Regions from separate parts of the Homo sapiens genome. Here all the other regions are linked to region 1. A link is an interaction called in ENCODE POLR2A ChIA-PET data of the cell type or tissue named here. Cell type or tissue: GM12878. All regions are shown on one strand. Links, peaks and the distances in the headings refer to the core of each region. The heading gives the core; the rest is flanking DNA. Region 1 overlaps NOP14 (NOP14 nucleolar protein). Region 2 overlaps FAM193A (family with sequence similarity 193 member A). Region 3 overlaps FAM193A (family with sequence similarity 193 member A).

Evidence for each region. Peaks named below come from ENCODE experiments on the same cell type or tissue, not always from the same donor. Only the 100,000 strongest peaks of a DNase experiment are listed, where the experiment ranks them.
Region 2: POLR2A ChIA-PET joins it to region 1 with 6 read pairs; 4 of 35 experiments call an interaction of 5 or more read pairs at or near these places.
Region 3: POLR2A ChIA-PET joins it to region 1 with 7 read pairs; 2 of 35 experiments call an interaction of 5 or more read pairs at or near these places.

What each region holds. Positions count from the first base shown.
Region 1 is chr4:2,952,045-2,958,245 of GRCh38, forward strand. It overlaps NOP14 (NOP14 nucleolar protein), which reads right to left. Exons shown (of 18, transcript NM_001291978.2): 2 at 5,562-5,696; 3 at 4,626-4,767; 4 at 2,380-2,519; 5 at 1,467-1,601; 6 at 231-353. Among named protein-coding and RNA genes, the nearest start is that of NOP14, 8.3 kb to the right of the region's middle. In GM12878, for the core only: a CTCF peak has its summit at 3,007; a DNase peak (open chromatin) is centred at 2,597; H3K4me3 peaks cover 357 bases; H3K27ac peaks cover 1,735 bases.
Region 2 is chr4:2,707,806-2,714,006 of GRCh38, forward strand. The region is part of intron 19 of FAM193A (family with sequence similarity 193 member A); the gene reads left to right. Among named protein-coding and RNA genes, the nearest start is that of TNIP2, 45 kb to the right of the region's middle. RefSeq lists an enhancer at 4,507-4,726. In GM12878, for the core only: a CTCF peak has its summit at 4,643 (motif pointing left); no DNase peak of the experiment used is centred there; H3K27ac peaks cover 556 bases.
Region 3 is chr4:2,573,346-2,579,546 of GRCh38, forward strand. All of the region lies in intron 1 of FAM193A (family with sequence similarity 193 member A), which reads left to right. Among named protein-coding and RNA genes, the nearest start is that of FAM193A, 40 kb to the left of the region's middle. In GM12878, for the core only: no CTCF peak of the experiment used is centred there; no DNase peak of the experiment used is centred there.

The DNA of each region.
Region 1 (6,201 bases), core at 821-4,820:
TGCAGTGAGCCAAGATTGTGCCACTGTACTCTAGCTGGGTGACAGAGCGAAACTCTGTCTCAAAGAAAAAAAAAAAAAAAGGTATTCATGAATAAATATAAACTTTAAATAGACTAAAATATTCCACTGATCAAACAGAGTATTCTCTTCAGCCCATCCTGCAAAATGGAGCAGAAGGGGCTGTGGACGGACAGCAGCACAGCCCTGCTCCTGAGGTGCTGCCACCCTACCTCCAGCTTCCTGAGGTGCTCCTGCTCTTCCTTTGCCAATTCTGCCTCCGTCTTCATCCTGTTAGAGGGCTGCGCCTTCATTTCAAAGCCAAGCTCGCGAACCATCATGTCATATGCATCGGGCTAAGGTAGAAAGAAGAAATTCTTCATTTTAAAAATATATTTATTTCTTATTTTACAAAAAGAAAAGATCTAGCTTCCTGGCACATTCTAGTAATGGCTAGATAATGTTATTGAAGTAGCTAAGCCACATCTACGTCTTTTCTTCTAGAGAGAAAACTGTTCTGATAAGCCCTGAGGATTGCGAAATCAGTGGACATTCGGTCACAAAGAATTTGTTTACCCCTAGAAAAATTCTCAGAATACATCTGCTTTAACGAAAACAGGCCAGGTGCAGTGGCTCACGCCTGTAATCCCAGCACTTTGGGAGGCCAAGGTGGGCAGATCACGTGAGGTCAGGAGTTTGAGATCAGCCTGGCCCAACATGGTGAAACCCTGTCTTTACTAAAAATACAAAAATTAGTCAAGCATGGTGGCACGCGCCTGTAATCCCAGCTACCCGGGAGGCTGAGGCAAGAGAATCACTTGAACCCAGGAGGTGGAGGTTGCAGTGAGGTGGAGGTTGCACTACACTCCAGCCTGGGTGACAGAGCGAGACTCCGTCTCAAACAACAACAAAAACGCTACTTATCCAGGCATTACGCCCTAAACGTGGGAAACTAAGTAAAGTAACGGTAACATCAAGGCTGACTGACAAAGATGCACAGATGACCACATGACACTAATCTGCTGGGATCTAGACTTCTCTGAGAACGCAGTTTCTTAAACAAATGCAGCATTTTCCAATAGTTTCGACTAAAGAGAATGCAGTAGGAAACAACTGTTTACAGAGGCAAAAATAAGTAAATGTATATTAAATGTATGTATTATGTATCAACAGACAAACATGTCACAGGGAAGTTCAGACACCTATTCTAACGTGTCCACCCTGAAGTACTTCTTCCATCCAGAAACACCACTTTTTTCAGTTTAATTCACCTGCAATAGAGACTCAAGTAACTGAATCTACTTCCACCCCAAGATTACACACAGCAGGTAATTCAGTATCAATGTTCAACAGAAACTTGCCCTAAAGGAGACAGGTAGAAGAGCCGTCCAGCCCCAGCCCTTTCTCTGGAGAAAGTCGGTCACCCAAGCTCAGTGAGTGAAGAGTTTGTTTCAGTACTTGGCTCCCACCTTGGGTTTTTCCTTTTTGTCTCTGTTCTCTGACTTGGGAGTTTTGTGGGACAGGAGAGTCTGAATTTCTTTCCAGTCTTGGTCTAGCTTCTCCGTGAGCTCGAGGGCATCTTCTCGTTGAGCTTGTCTCTCCCTCTGGGGAAAAAATAACAGACACACACCACATACCGTTACTACTGGACTTCAACCCAGAGGCCCAATGTCAGTGCCAAGGACACACACAGTGATCACTCAGTTGGCACCAAACGTTTCAACACAGAAAAGAGGCCAGGAGAAATGAGTATTTTAAATGCAAAGCTACCAAATCTCATCAGACGGAAATCTTTTCCTGCCATAAACCATTAATTTAGATGCTCTGAGCAGTTCACTGCAAATGAATAAAAAAGTGATTTTTTGGGCACATGTCAGATACTAAAACCAGCAACAACAAAAAACCCATCCGCGCCAGGTGCAGTGGCCCACCCTGTGCTTTAGAACTAGGCCAAGGTGGGAGAACTGCTTGAGCCTGGTCGACACAGCACGATCCCCATCTCTACAAAAAGTAATTAGCTGAGCATGGTGGCGCCCACTAGCTACTTGGGGAGCTGAGGTGGGAGGATCACTGGATCCTTGAGCCCAGGAGTTTGAGGCCACAGTGAGCTTTGATCGTGCCACTGTACTCCAGCCCGGGAAACAGAGACTACGTCTCAAAATAAAACAAAACATAAACCAAAAAAAGGCAAAAGAACCAAAACCTGTCCGAGGTATATGCTTTATGTGATTTTTAAAATTCCTACTCACAATAAATGCTTTTACTGAACTCATATAAAATATTAAACACAGCCTAAAAAGGTACAGGAAAAAAAAGCTCAAACACATTTTGGTGAGCCTGTCTTACCGTGGAGAAGATGATCAAGAACACTCACTAACCCACCTTCTCTTGTTTTGACTTGGCAATGAGCTCTTCAATCAGCTCTTTCCGGGACTTCGGTTTCTCCCGCTCCTCGCCTTCCTGTTGAGTCTTCTTGTGAAGGAGCCCACCGCCTCCTCCAAAGTGGGCAGCAGTCAGCTCAGCTGGGGGCAAAAGGCAGAAAACCCCACAGTGAAGCCCAGCCCTGGCGTGGGAAGTGTTTCCTGTAGCACTCTGCCAGTGCTTCCCCCATAGTGGTCTGGAAAAGTCCACATTTGAGAAAAAAATGCTCACACGCAACAGCCTGGCCTGAGACCACAGGCACAATGGCACTTGAGAAATACCCAAGGTAAGCCACTCTGAGAAAACCCAGACCCATTACACTCCCAACTGGCCGTAACCCAAGTGGCTGGAAACACCCAGCACCTATTTTTGATTGTGCTGGTTCTAGCGAAGACTGGCAAACCCAGAGCAAGCTGACTCCAGGGTCTTGGTGGGAGCGTCGCCCAGGATCAGTGGTGCAATCTGTGTCCCTCCCACCTCCCTGGGCAGGGCCTGGAGACTCTAGTCACCTGTACCACGGCGCCCCCTCTAGTCACCTGCACGCCACGGCGCCCCCTCTAGTCACCTCCACGCCACGGCGCCCCCTCTAGTCACCTGCACGCCACGGCGCTCCCTCTAGTCACCTGCGCCACGGCGCCCCCTCTAGTCACCTGCGCCACAGCGCCCCCTCTAGTCACCTGCACCCCACGGCGCCCCCTCTAGTCACCTGCACGCCACGGCGCCCCCTCTAGTCACCTGGACCACGGCGCCCCCTCTAGTCACCTGCACGCCACAGCGCCCCCTCTAGTCACCTGCACCACGGCGCCCTCTAGTCACCTGCACCACAGCGCCCCCTCTAGTCACCTGCACGCCACGGCGCCCCCTCTAGTCACCTGCACGCCACGGCGCCCCCTCTAGTCACCTGGACCACGGCGCCCCCTCTAGTCACCTGCACGCCACGGCGCCCCCTCTAGTCACCTGCACCACGGCGCCCTCTAGTCACCTGCACCACAGCGCCCCCTCTAGTCACCTGCACGCCACGGCGCCCCCTCTAGTCACCTGCACCACAGCGCCCCCTCTAGTCACCTGCACGCCACGGCGCCCCCTCTAGTCACCTGCACGCCACGGCGCCCCCTCTAGTCACCTGCGCCACAGCGCCTCCTGGCAATGAGGGGAAGGCCACTCGCCCAACTCACACCAAGGCAGTTACCTCCAGTCTCGGGGAATTAGGATCTCCCCAGGGAATGCGTTTTATAGCTAAGGGTCCACGAGAAGTCTTGAACAATGAAAAGAGCAAAGACAAAGGCACAGAGGGGTTAAAATAACTGGCCATTCTCTTCACGCCCGTGAAGCCGAGCAGTGGCGGGGCCTCCTGGTGTGCCGCAGATGGCGGGTTCTGCACCACATGCTTGCTGCCCTAATTCCTAAGCCTTTTACCCCCTGGATTAGCCAAATATCAGAAGGCAGCCCCAGGCTTTAACGCCTTAACTTTCACACACTGACAAGACAAAGCTTTGAGAGTCAGTTTTAGATTTGTACACCTTTGTTCTGAAGATGCTGGAAATGGGACCTACTTTAACTTACAAGAAATGTCAAGTAATTGATGTCATGACTGCAACCTTATAAATAGGGTTCAAGACAGTCAGACCCGAACTGAATCTTAAACTCTGTTAACATTATTTAAGGCCAAAATTTATCTGTTTCATGTTGTTATCTACAGATATGAGGCTCAATATGATTTTCCTCAAACTGCTATAATTCCACAGTAGGTAAAAGCTAAAGGAACTACATCAATGCCACTGGTACAAATATTAGGCTGGAATTGATAAAGTAGGGGGAGCAAAGTAGTGCATTCAGTGAGGCACCTGGAGTCAGTGAGGTGGGTTCTCCCCACAGCTCTGACTCTGGCATCGGGCAAAACACCTTATTTCTCTGAGCTCATGGGTAGAACGAGCTATTTTGAGGTTCAAATAAAATAATGGATATCAACATGCTTTCTTGGCCCATAAAAGCATCTATCTACACACCATCTTAAAGTTCTGAAAACTTAAAAAAAAAACAAAAATACATAAAAACTGTCACTTGTGAAATTTGTAGAGAGGTTAATGATCAGTAAAACTTTCATGCAATAACTTTCTCTAGTCTCTAAGAAGAGCAGAAGGTCTAACAATGAACAGACTCTCCCTGACTCCACGCCCACAGGCCCGTGCACAGCACCCCAGCCTCACCAGACAACGTTCCTCGATCCTCAGCATCGCTGTCACTGTCCACAATGTCATTATGCTTCTCGATGTCTGCCAAAGACTGGCCATAATGAGTCAATTCTTCATCTTCATTTAGATTGTAGATGCTTTTTTTCTCATGATGTCGCTGACAGAAGAGAAAAAAAGTTTCCTAAAATTACCACTTCCATTTCACAGCAAAAAAAAAAAGATAAGGTAGATATATATATTTCCATTATATTTGAAATATGACAACGAATCCTAAGCAGCCTTAAAGAGTATTTTGGGTCAACTAAGCAATGATTCATGATTCAGACAGAAATGAAACTCATGGAGGGTAATTCTTTTTTTTCCTTCAGACAGAGTCTCGCTCTGTTGCCCAGGCTGGAGTGCGGTAGAGTGATCTGGGCTCACTGCAACCTCTGACTCCCTGGTTCAAGTGATTCTCCTGCCTCAGCCTCCTGAGTAGCTGGGATTATAGGCATGCGCCACCACGCCTGGCTAATTTTTGTATTTTTAGTAGAGACGGGGTTTCATCACGTTGGCCAGGATGGTCTCGATCTCCTGACCTCATGATCCACCCACCTCAGCCTCCCAAAGTGCTGGGATTACAGGCATGAGCCACCGCGCCCGGCCTCATGGAGGGGAATTCTTAAATAAGCCCAGGGGCCAGTTTCCACTCCAGCAATGCTGCTCAGCTGAGAACTCCTGTGCACACTGCTGCCGTGTAGTAGAGTTAAGGCATTTATCCATTCAGCTAACATTTGCAGAAGAGGTTGCTTCTCCTTTGGCCTAGCCAGATAAGGCACAGGATTCGAGGGCTATCCCCTGGACCTTCCGAGTGCCCAGGAACATGCAAAACATGCAGAGTCAGCCTTCTCCTTGGCCTTGACTTCCCTGTGAAATGTACAGCAAAAACCCTCCTCCAGTTTCTTTCCATACCTGCTGTTCCAGAGCAAACCTCTTCATCATCTTCTCCTCGGGGCTCATGTTGCTGTTGTATTCTCCGAAGCGTTTATCTCTGAATACATTGGATTTATCCCTTTCTTTGTACTCTTTTAGTAAAGTCTGTGTACGCTGGAAAACAGGTCAGAAACAATCTCACAAAAAATTCTTGTGATTTCCACTACAGGGGACATCAGAACAGTGCATACTTTAAAGTTCAGGGCTATGCACAGTGATGTCAAAGTTCACACCCAATCTGCTTTCATGCACGATAGGCTTTCTCTACTAATCACAGAATTTTGAGAAGAGCAAAACAACTTTCAAGGATAATGGGGCAATCACTTTCTTTTCTTCTTTAGAGTCTACCGGTGCCAAAAGGAAGGGTAAAAAAGAACACACTAGTCAAGCTCAAGGCATGAATGGCTCCCTCGGCTGTAACAGCTGCCTTAAGGTTTAAAACGTGCACATTTGGAAAAGTGGAAATGGGTTTAGACTCCTTCCGTCATGGAGGAGGGTACTATTTCCCATCAAAGGTACTCCTAAGAAATGTGTAGTTGTGAGTTCATACTAGACACAAGGCAATAAACAAGTTAGCGAGGTCACAGTTTAGGGGCTTCACCTTTATAACACCAAGAGG
Region 2 (6,201 bases), core at 1,524-5,523, 240 kb before region 1:
TGCGGACTTTATTTCCCAGGTTCAATTCCACCTCCTGGGTTCAAGCAGTTCTCATGCCCCACCCTCCCGAGTAGCTGGAATTACAGGTGCCGCACCAGCACACTCAACTAATTTTTGTATTTTTAGTAGAGACCAGGTTTTACTATGTTGGCCAGGCTAGTCTCGAACTCCTGACTTCAAGTGATCCTCCTGCCTTAGCCTCCCAAAGTGCTGGGATTACAGGCGTGAGCCACTGTGCCCAGCCTCAGATTGTATTTCTATTGGATAGTGCTGCCCTAACTGGTTATTTATTTGTGTATGAAAGCTATTGATTTTTGTTTGTTTGTTTGTTTATTTCGAGATGGAGTTTCGCTCTTGTTGCCCAGTCTGGGGTACAATGGTGCAATCTTGGCTCACTGCAACCTTCGCCTCCCAGGTTCAAGCGATTGTGCTGCCTCAGCCTCCCAAGTAGTTGGAATTACAGGCAAGCAAAACCATGCCCAGCTAATTTTTTGTATTTAGTAGAGATAGAGTTTCACCATGTTGGTCAAGTTGGTCTACAACTCCTGACCTCAGGTGATCCACCCATCTCGGCCTCCCAAAATGCTGGAATTACAGGCGTGAGCCACCACGCCCGGCTGTATGTTAACTTTATTTTTTTATTTTTTATTTTTTTTAATTTTTATCTATTTTTTGAGATGGAGTTTCATTCTTGTCGCCCAGGCTGGAGTGCAGTGGCGCGATCTTGGATCACTGCAGCCTACGCCTTCTGGGTTCAAGCGATTTTCCTGCCTCGGCCTCCCAAGTAGCTGGGATTACAGGCGCACACCACCATGCCCAGCTAGTTTTTGTATTTTTGGTAGAGGTGGGGTTTCACCATGTTGGCTAGGCTGGTCTCGAACTCCAGACCTCAAGTGATCTGCCCTCCTTGGCCTCCCAAAGTGCTGGAATTAACAGGTGTGAGCCCCCTCGCCCTGCCTGTATGTTAACTTTATATATTTTACTTTACTGAATTTTATTGTTTGAGTCTTACTGTTGATTCTCTGGGGTTTTCCAGGCATTCTATTATATATGTGTACAAATAGAGAAAGTTTTACTTCTACTTTTTCAATTCTTACGCCTCTAATTGTTGTCTTTTACTTAACTGCATCTTTTCTGATCTTAACAGAAATGTCTCTGGTGTTTCCACATTAAGTAAGATGTTGGCTTTAGGGTTAAGGTTTATATATTATAAGATAATTATTTAAAATTAGCCACATTAAAAAAATTTAATGTTAAAAAAAAATCCAGCGATTCCTCATCTCTTGAGTGTTTTTCATTAGGAATGGGTGTTATGGGTGTTAAACTTCAAAGGTTTTCTAGCATCTGTGGAGATAACCATGATGTTTCTCCTTAGATGTATTAATACGATGTTTTACATTATTTGATTTTTAAGTATTGAACTGAACTTGAATTCCTGGAATAAAGCTCACTTGATTATGGTATATCCTTTTGTTTTGGAATCTGTTTACATTATTTAATATATTTACATCTATATTATTTTTAGGAGAGATGGGTCTGTGACTTCCGTTTTTGTTCTGTCTGTATTAGCTTTGAGTATCAATATTATACTTGCCTCATAAAAAGAATTAGGAAGTTTTTGGCTGGGCACGGTGGCTCATGCCTATAATCCCAGCATTTTGGAAAGCCGAGGAGGGGTGCGGATCACGAGGTCAGGCGTTCGAGACAAGCCTGGCCAACATGGTGAAACCCCGTCTCTACTAAAAATACAAAAATTTGCCAGGCGTAGTAACACGCACCTGTAATCTCAGCTACTCAAGAGGCTGAGGCAGGAGAATAGCTTGAACCCGGGAGGTGGAGGTTGCAGTGAGCCGAGAACACGCCACTGCACTCCAGCCTGGGACAGAGAGACTCCACCTCAAAAACAAAACAAAACAAAACAAAACACAGGAAATTTTCTTGTTTTTTACATTTTCAGTGATCTGGAACAATTCACATTGGGACCATCCAGGCTTTAAAGGTTTGATAGAAATCCCTTTGCAAGCCCCCTGGACCTGGTGTGTTTTCTGTGGTCCTTGCTAGCAGTCTTCTCTCCTCTCTGGAAATTATTCTATCTCTAGTGAGGTTAATTTTGGTAAACCATCTTTCTGTAGTAAATTATTCTTTTCAACTAGATTTTCAAATTTATTTGCATAGATGTCTGCAAGGTAGTCTAGTCATAGTTTTAAATTTCTTTGCAATGATTATTTTCGCCTGTCATTTCTTAGTTTGTGTATTTTTCCTTTCTCCCTATTTTGCTTAAGTTAATAGTTTATGTATTTTGTTAGTTTTTTAAAATCATCTGAGTTTATTATTTAGGTTTACTGTTCTTCTTTTGTTTTTTTTTTTTTTTCTTTTTTTTTTTTTTTGAGACAGAGTCTCGCTCTGTCCCCCAGGCTGGCGTGCAGTGGCGTGTTCTCGGCTCACTGCAGCCTCCACCTCCCGGGTTCAAGCTATTCTCCTGCCTCAGCCTCCCGAGTAGCTGAGATTATAGGCGCGTGTTACTACGCCTGGCTAATTTTTGTATATTTAGTAGAGATGGGGTTTCACCATGTTAGCCAGGATGGTCTCCATCTCCTGACCTCATGATCCACCCGCCTTGGCCTCCCAAAGTGCTGGGATTACAGGTGGGAGCCACTGTGCCTAGCTTACTGTTTTTCTTTACCTCCTTTCTTTCTTTTTTATTTTTTATTTTAAGACAGAGTCTCACTCATGTTGCCCAGGCTGGAGTGCAGTGGCACACTCACAGCTCACTGCAACCTCAACTTCCCTGGGCTCGGGTGATCCTCCCCACTCACCTTCTCAAGTAGGTGGTACCACAGGTGGGCACCACCACACTCGGCTAATTTTTTTGTAGTTTTTGTAGGAACAGCATTTTGCCAGATTGTCCAGGCTGGTCTCAAACTCCTGGTCTCAAGCCATCTGCCCACCTAGGCCTCCCAAAGTGCTAGGATTACAGGCATGAACCACCGTGCCCAGCCTACCTTGTTAATTTCTGCTTTCGTCTTTATTTTCTTTCTGTGCTTTCTTTTTTTTTTTTTTTTTTGAGACAGAGTCTCGCTCTTTCGCCCAGGCTGGAGTGCAGTGGTGTGATCTTGGCTCACTGCAAACTCCGCCTCCCGGGTTCATGCCATTCTCCTGACTCAGCCTCCCAAGTAGCTGGGACTACAGGCGCCCACCACCTCGCCCGGCTAATTTTTTGTATTTTTTAGTAGAGACGGGGTTTCACCATGTTAGCCAGGATGGTCTCGATCTCCTGACCTTGTGATCCACCCACCTTGGCCTCCCAAAGTGCTGGGATTACAGGCGTGAGCCACCACGCCCGGCCACTGTGCTTTCTTTTGTTTTACTTTCTTGGGGTTTTTTCTAACTTTTTAATTTAGAAATTCAGTTCATTTTGTTTTTTCTTCCATTTTTATTGATAAAAGTGTTCAGCACGTGGAACTTTCCTCTGATCTTTTTCTTAACAATATCCCATGGAATCTGATAGATAATTTTTCCTTTTTTGTTTGTTTGTTTGTTTGTTTTGTTTTTGAGATGGAGTCTCTCTCTGTCGCCCAGATTGGAGTGCAGTGGCATGATCTCGGCTCACTGCCACCTCTGCCTCCTGGGTTCAAGCAATTCTCCTGTCTCAGCCTCCCGAGTAGCTGGGATTACAGGCATGCACCACCACGCCTGGCTAATTTTTGTATTTTTAGTAGCGACGGAGTTTCACCATCTTGGCCAGGCTGGTCTTGAACTCCTGACCTCAGGTGATCCACCCGCCTCTGCCTCCCAAAGTGCTGGGATTACTGGCGTGAGCCACCACGCCGAGCCTCCATTATTTTTTTTAAAGAAATTCTGGGCTGGGCGCTATGGCTCATGCCTGTAATCCCAGCACTTTGGGAGGCCGAGGCGGGCAGATCACTTGAGGTCAGGAGTTCGGAAACCCTGTATCTACTAAAAATACAAAAATTAGCTGGACGTGGTGGCACGTGCCTGTAGTCCCAGCTACTGTGGAGGCTGAGGCAGAAGAATCGCTTGAATTTGGGAGGCAAAGGTTGTGGTGAGCTGAGATGGTGCTGCTGCACTCCAGCCTGGGAGACAGAGCGAGACTCCATCTCCAAAAAAAAGAAATTATGTAATTTCCATGCGTCTTTTTTCTTTCACTCGATAGTGTAATAGGCAGCTTTTAAATTTCCAAGAGGAGAAACTTTGTTGTTGTTAATAATTTACAGGTTTTTTTCATTGTGATCAGAGAATATTGCTTTTGTTTTGCAAAACCTATTGATACTTTCTGAGGCCCAGTGTATGTCAGCTTTTGTAACTCCTCCATGTGTACTTGATAGAAGTGTATTTTCTTGGGTCTTGGTATAGAGTTCACTGTGTGTGTGTGTATATATATGTACGTATGTATTTACATATGGAGATACATATATGTATACACCTCCATGATACATTAATTCTGTTGTTTAGTCTTCTGTATATCCTTATTTTGTGTCCTCATGGCCTGTCTTCTGTGGCTTATTATTAATATGTTTCTGTGTTTTCTTGCATCTCCTGTTTCCGTGTTGTTTGGTGCACATTCCTGTTATATATTTTTAGTTACTTGTGGCTTTTTGTGTTGAGAAGCGGCCACCTTCTGGTCGTGCTTTGTGCCTGCGGCCTAAGTCCTGCTCTGTCTGCGTTGTGACTGCTGCCCCTGCTCTCCTTCGGCCCATTTGCCTGACGAGACAGCCTTGTCCTTGGCCCTTTGTTTCCAGCCTTTTTCTGAGTGCCTTGGTTTTAGGACGTTCTCTTGTGTGAAGCAAACCTGAGGCTTGCTTTGTGAGCCAAATTGAAAATCTTCTTTTCAGTCAGTTAAGCCCATTCACACTTAGTGATATAACTATGTGGTTGGTCTCAACCCTGTCATTATTTTATAATTTCTGTATTTTCTATTTACTGTTTTGTTTTTTGGGTTTTTTTAAAATGTGTTGTGGGGTTTTTTGCTTTTTTATTTAAAAAAAAAATTGTGGGGCTGGGCGTGGTGGCTCATGCCTGTAATCCCAGCACTTTGGGAGGCTGAGGCAGGCAGATCACCTGAGGTCAAGAGTTCAAGACCAGCCTGGCCAAGATGGTGAAACCCCATCTCTACTAAAAAATACAAAAATTAGCCCAGGTGTGGTGGTGCATACCTGTAGTCCTAGCTACTTGGGAGGCTGAGGCAGGAGAATTGCTTGAACCTGGGAGGTGGAGGTTGCAGCGAGCTGAGATTGTGCCACTGCACTCCAGCCTGGGCGACAGAGCTAGACTCTGCTTCAAAAAAAAAAAAAAAAAATTGTCCAGGTGCTGTGGCTCACGCCTGTAATCTCAGCACTTTGGGAGGCCGAGGGGGGCAGATCATGAGGTCAAGAGATCAAGACCATCCTGGCCAACATGGTGAAAACCCTGTCTCTACTAAAAATACAAAAGTTAGCCAGGCGTGGTGGCGCGCACCTGTAGTCCCAGCTACTCGGGAGGCTGAGGCAGGAGAATTGCTTGAACCCAGGAGGTGGAGGTTGCAGTGAGCTGAGATCGTGCCACTGCACTCCAGCCTGGCAATAGAGCGAGACTCCTTATCAGAAAACAAAAAAAAATTGGGGTATTAGGAAAATGGGTGCTTTTTTCCTAGTGCATTCCTATAGACTTGCATACCCCACTCATGCTCCTTGGGCCTGGGTTCCCTGTGTACCCCCTCGTGGCCTGCTGTGTTGGCATTAGGGGGTCCTCTGACACCCACTCATTGCCTCCACAGCAGGCAGTGAGTGAATTCCATTCTTTGTGTTTTCTCTTTCCTGTCTCCCTGTCTCTCCTCTTCCCATTTTTTGTTGGTGGTGTTTCTGCTCTGTCAGAACACACGGTATTCTTAGGTACACAATTTACTACAACAGGGCTCCCGCTTGCCTCTGCTGAGTGTTCCCAGGTGTCTTCAGGTTGGTGAAGCTCATCCTCAGGCAGTGGCCTTGAGTAGGGCCACAGAATTCTCTGAGTTCTGGAGAAGTAAACTTTGACCTGTTGTGTTGTCAATGAACAGATAGTTTGGTTGGATATAAAATCCTTGGATCAACTGATTTCTCCTGTTTAATATAGTGTGGTTGTTGTAAAAAAATTTTTTCCTGATACCAAATTGGTTAAAGTTGTGTTTCCTGTTTTTCTTACACCAAGATTTTATAGACTGATTAT
Region 3 (6,201 bases), core at 1,487-5,486, 380 kb before region 1:
TACTAAAAATGCAAGAATCAGCCAGTGCGTGGTGACGGGCACCTGTAATCCCAGCTACTCTGGAGGCTGGGGCAGGAGAATCACTTGAACCCAGGAGGCGGAGGTTGCAGTGAGCTGAGATCGTGCCACTGCATTCCAGCCTCAGCGACAGAGTGAAACTCTGTCTTCAAAAAAAAAAAAAAAAGGTCCGTGTGTGGATGTGTGTTTTTATTGCCATGTGTGGGACGTGGGTCCTTCTCTGCTTTCACCACTTTGACTGTCTGCTCCGTGGCTGCGGTCCCTCAGTGCTGCTGCGCCACCCCTCACTTGTGCGTTTGTTCCAGGAGTATCTGCTGGGAGCCTACCTGTCGGGCTCTGTTCTAGACTCCCTACTGCCTGGAGCTGACTTTCCAGCTGGGGAGGCTGATGGACAAAGCCTGTCCCGTGGCGGGAAGAGGTAGGGAGGGGTGGTCAGGAAAGGCCTTGCCAGTGTGGTGATACTTGAACAAGGCCTGAGGGAGATGAGGGGTGCACCCGGCTCTTTGTTTTATCTGGGGGAAGAAGTTTCTAGTCAAAGGGAGACAAACAGTACAAAGGCCTCGTCTGGGAGCACCCTTAGGTGTCCAGGTAACAAGGAGACCTGTGAGGCTGGAGCAGAATGAGTCAGAGAGGCTCAGGGGACAAATATGAAAGATTTTTATTCAACAACTTTGGTTTTTATTGTGTTATGAGGGGATTGTGGGAGGGTTTTTGCAGAAGAGTGGTATTGTGTCAGTTCTGAAAGAGATCCTCCAGATGTCTCGTGGGTGTGGGGTAAAGGCTGGAGCAGGAAGACCAGTTAGAGATGTGGTGTCAGTGTGGGGTGTCTGATGGGGGCATGTGCTGCACTCTCTTGACATGTGCTGTGGAACGTCGGGAGTGGGGCGAGGGGTCTCTTCTGTGGAACATGGGGAGTGGAGCACAGGTAGAGACTGAGAGGGCCGGCCTGTCTCACACCAAGGCTGCTGCATTTGCTCACCTTGTGTTGTCTTTGCAGTAGACAGTGCCCAGGCGTCCTGTGCTCTCGTTCACTGCTGCTGCAGATGCCACCATACATAAATTTGGCTTGGGACATGTTGAGTTCAGAGTGCCTTTGAGATATCCAAGGGGATATGTGAATTAGGCAATTGTACTGTAGACATTTGACCCCTAAATCCAACTTCTGGGAGTCGTGTGTATTGACGGTCATGGATGTGGTTGGCGGAAGAAGAGCATCTAGTGGAAAGTGACTGAGAAGGGAGCCCTGAGGATCTCTAATGCTCAGAAGCAAAACCGTGCTTTCCAGGACTGCAGCCTCTTCTGTAGTATCCACGTTTATGTCTAACCTGCCTTAAATAAATGTGGAGCTGGGGGAGGGTAAATAAATACTTACATGCATGGCATTTTTAAATGACATGAATTAATCATTTTAAATTAATTAAAAAGAAACATTTAAAAATTTTATCTTTTTAGTGTTTCTTCAAAAACAACATTAAGTCATTAATTCTGGCCTTTTGGCGTATTGGAAGCATTGAAAAGCTGAATGAAATCAAGAAAAAGTTCTGGAGAATAGAAGCTTCCAGCCTTTTGGGTTCGTGACCCGCCTGTGGGAAGGAGGCCTGCCATCCCTCCCCTCTGTTGGCTCACACTCCTCTAACTTCTTCCTCTTCCTCTTTCTCCCACACACAAATGCGTGCCATGCTCCTCTGCCCAGGCCTTGGGTTAAAGGCAGCACTAGGCCTTCCACCAAGAGACATGAGTGAATGATCAGGCCAGGCAGCAGAGTGCACAGCAAGCTTCAGGGCGAAGGTGGCCGCGACACTTGCCAAGTGAGATGTCAGAGGCCTATGCCCCAAGAAAGCATAGATCAGGTCAGGTGACGAGACGGTGGAAGAGAATCCCAGGTGGCCGTGGCAGCATGTGCAAAAGTGTGGTACACCAGGGACTTGGACATGGTGATCATGGAAGGTTTGAGAACAGGAATAGTGGCGCTCAGTCAGGGCCAGGCTTGAAGGAGGATCAGGAGCATGGACTTCATAGGGAAATCGTTTTGAAGATGCAGTTTATTAAGCAAACAATAATTTGAGTTTTTAAATGTGTTGGGTATTTGTTAGATACTGGGATTTTTTTTTTTTTTTTTTTGACGCTGAGTCTTGTTCTGTCACCCAGGTTGGAGTGCAGTGGCGCAATCTCGGCTCGCTGCAACCTCTGCTTCCCGGGTTCAAGTGATTCTCCTGCCTTAGCCTCCTGAGTAGCTGGGATTACAGGCGCCCACCACTACACCTAGCTAATTTTTGTATTTTTAGTAGAGACGGGGATTCACCATGTTGGCCAGGCTGGTCTTGAACTCCTGACCTCAGGGGATCTGCCTGCCTCGGCCTCCCAAAGTGTGGGATTACAGACGTGAGCCATCGCGCCCGGCGAGATACTGGGATTGTAACATTTGGAAGAATTATGCTCCCTGCCCTTCACGAGTACACACCATCGTCCATAAAGATGGGCCCTCTGCTCTTCACTGGTGGACACTATCTTCCCTAAATGTTCTTGTGTGTTGCTTGCCATGGTCAGGTTACAAGGACATGTCACATGGAGTGGTCTCTGCCCTCAGGAGGCTTATGTCTCAGGTGAGTTAGACAACAATGAGGGATGCAAGTAGCAGCAGTCCAGGAGGTCAGATTCCTTATAGTTCTTTTGGCACTACTGAATGATTTAAGCAGTAATACCGGGTAGCTGTGCCACATACCCAGTTATTTATTTATTTATTTATTTTTTGAGATGGAGTCCCACATTGTCGCCCGGGCTGCAGTGCAGTGGCACGATCTCGGCTCACTGCAACCTCCACCTCCCAGGTTCAAGTGATTTTCCTTGCCTCAGCCTCCCAAGTAGCTGGGATTACAGGTGCCCCCCACCACGCCTGGCTAATTCTTTTGTAATTTTAGTGGAGACGGGGTTTCACTATGTTGGCCAGGCTGGTCTTGAACTCCTGACCTCGTGATCCGCCTGCCTCGGCCTCCCAGAGTGTGGGGAGTACAGGTGTGAGCCACTGTGCCTGGAACACCCAGTTATTAACATTAGAGCGGGATGCAGTGGCATGTACCTATAGGTCCAGCTTCAGGGGGCTGAGGCAGGAGGATGGCTTGAGCCCAGGGGTTTAAGGCTGTATTGCACAATGATTGTGCCTGTGAATAGCCACTGCACCCCAGTCTGGGTGACATAGTGATACTTGCTCTTGCTCTGCCTCTGTCTCCCAGGCTGGAGAACAATGATGCTATTGTGACAGCCTCTTGAGTAGCTGGGATTACAGGTGTGCACCACCATGCCTGGTGAGACCTTATTTCTTAGAGGCAAACAAAATCTATATATCTAAACACTGGCCAATGCTTATCAGACACTGTTCTAAACATCTATATATGTGTGTGCTTCTAGTCCTCAAAGTGATTTGAAGTAGTAGGTGCTGTTGTTACCCCAATTTTATGCTGTGGTAATAGGCACAGAAAGGCAAAGGCCTTGTTCAGCACTTTGGGCTTAAGGGGCTCATGGAGATACTGTAGCAGATACAGAGGCAGCAGGAATAGAGATGTACCTATTCTCTGACCAGTCTTTGTAGTTTAGAGCCAGTAATTGCTGTAACATATTCACAAAGCAGTTTTTTGAGATTTTCATTTGGTTGCTTGGTTTTCTCACAGGTGTTCGTCTTCTCAATGTTACCTTATCTAAGGTTTTAGTTGATATGAGGACTAAAACACCTGAACTTTTTTGAGAGTATTATGGGGTCCGTGTAATATTTATTCCAGGTAGTTATTGTTATTACTACTTTTTTTCTTTTTTGAGACGAAGCCTCGCTCTGTCACCCAGGTGACATATCATACCTTATAAGATATTTTTGGTGTTAAAGCATTTAATTTTCAACACCATGAAGTAAAAACACATTGTTAGTGCTTGGGACTATTGTGTTCCTTGGAAGACCCACTAAACTTTCTAGACCTGGAAATTTCTTTGTCGTCATTGGTCTAGGTTTAATGTTTCTTGCTAAATCAAGTTTGACAATCTATTCACTCAATTAAAGTGGTTTTTTTTTTGTTTTTTTTTTTTTTGAGACAGAGTCTCAGTCTGTCACTCAAGCTGGAGTGCACTGGCACGATCTCAGCTCACTGCAACCTCTGCCTCCTGGGTTCAAGCGATTCTACTGCCTCAGCCTCCTGAGTAGCTGCAATTACAGGCGCCCGCCACCACACCCGGCTAATTTTTTAATTTTTAGTGGAGGTGGAGTTTTGCCGTGTTGGCCAGGCTGGTCTTGAACTCCTGACCTCAAGTGATCCACCTGCCTGAGCCTCCTGAAGTGCTGGGATTACAGGTGTCAGCCACCACACCTGACCTCTGATTCATTAACTTCTGTTTTAATATTTAGTAACAACTTGTTCCCATTCTGTTTAGGGCCTTTCTGAATTGATTTCTAATCTCAAGCTGTTCATTTTTTTCTTCCCTCAAAATAATACTAGCAATTAGAGCTATGAACTTTAAGTACAACATTGGCCAGACATCTAAAGTTTTGTTATACTGTATAATCGTTTTCAGTTTTGTTGTTTTTCTGAATCTGTTCATTCAACAAACATCCATTAGCACGTATTATGTACTGGTTACTGTGGTAGCTACTGGGAATATAATGACTATCCCCTATTCCTCTCTTCAGATACTAAATATTCTTAGGACTGTAATTGTAGATTTATTACTTCTTCTGTTTTTTGTTTGCTTTTGAGACAGGGTCTTGCTCTATCACCCAGTGATGCAGTGAAGCTCACTGCAGCCTTGACTTCCCGGGCTTAAGCAATTTTCCCACCTCAGCCTCCTTGAGTAGCTGAGACCACAGGCGCATGCCACCCTGCCCATTCCTAATAAAGTACTCTGTTACTTATAATATTTTTCTGATTTTAATTTGCTACCCGTGCATTTTTTTTGCATTGCCTGCTTTATTTTGCTTGTGTTTGAAATTTCATCATTTTAATAATAAATAGCTGCCATTTTGACTAATGATTACTGTGCACTAGACTCTGTATCAAGCACTTGACATACCGTATCTCATTTGATTCTGTGGCAACCTTCTTGGTAGGTTTTTTTTTTCCCCCCTCAATCTTCCATTTACAAAAAAGGCAACTGAGGCTTGGAGGGGTTAATTCTTGCTTAAGGGTAAACAGTGAGTAGTTTTCAGTCATTCTTGTACTGTCTAAGTACAGTTGACCCTTGAACGAAGGGGTTAGGGATGCTGACCCCATTGTGGAGTCAGAAATTCGCTTATACCTTTCAACTCTCCAAAACCTTAACTACTAATAGCCTACTGTTGACCAGAAGTCTTACCAATACTATAAACATTCGATGAACAAATATTTTGCTTCTTATAGATATTATCTACTGTATTCCTACAATAAAGTAAGCTAGAGAAAATAAAATGTTATATTTACTATTTATTAAGTGGAAGTGGATCATGATAAAGGTCTTCATCCTCATTCTCTTTACATTGGCTAGGCTGAGAGAGGAGGAGGAGGAGGAGGAGGCGGAAGAGGAGAGGTTGGTCTTGCTGTTTCAGGGGTGTCAGAGGCAGAGGAGGTAGAGGAAGGCAGGCACACAGTGTAACTTTATTTTTGTTGAGGCAGGGTCTCGCTCTGTCACCCAGGCTGGAATGCAGTGGCGTGATCACAGTAAAAGAGATGGGGGTCTTGCTTTTGTTGCCCAGACTGGTCTTGAACTCCTGGCTTCAAGCAATCCTCCCATCTCAGCCTCCCAAAGTGCTGGGATTACAAGTATGAATCACCACTACGCCTGGCCAGCAGTATACGTTTTAAATTAATCCAGAGCGTACCTTCAAATGATATCATGGCTGGGCGCGGTGGCTCACGCCTGTAATCCCAGCACTTTGGGAGGCCGAGGAGGGTGGATCACTTGAGGTCAGGAGTTCAAGACCAGCCTGGCCAACATGGTGAAACCCCATCTCTACTGAAAAATACAAAAAAAATTAGCCAGGTGTGGTGGTACGCGCCTGTAATCCTAGCAGTTACAAAGTGCAATTAAAAATAAGGCTGGCTGGACGTGGTGGCTCACACCTGTAATCCCAGCACTTTGGGAGGCTGAGGCAGGAGGATCACTTAAACCCAGGCGTTGGAGACCAACCTGGGCAACATAACAAGGTCCTTTCTCTACAAAAAATAAAAA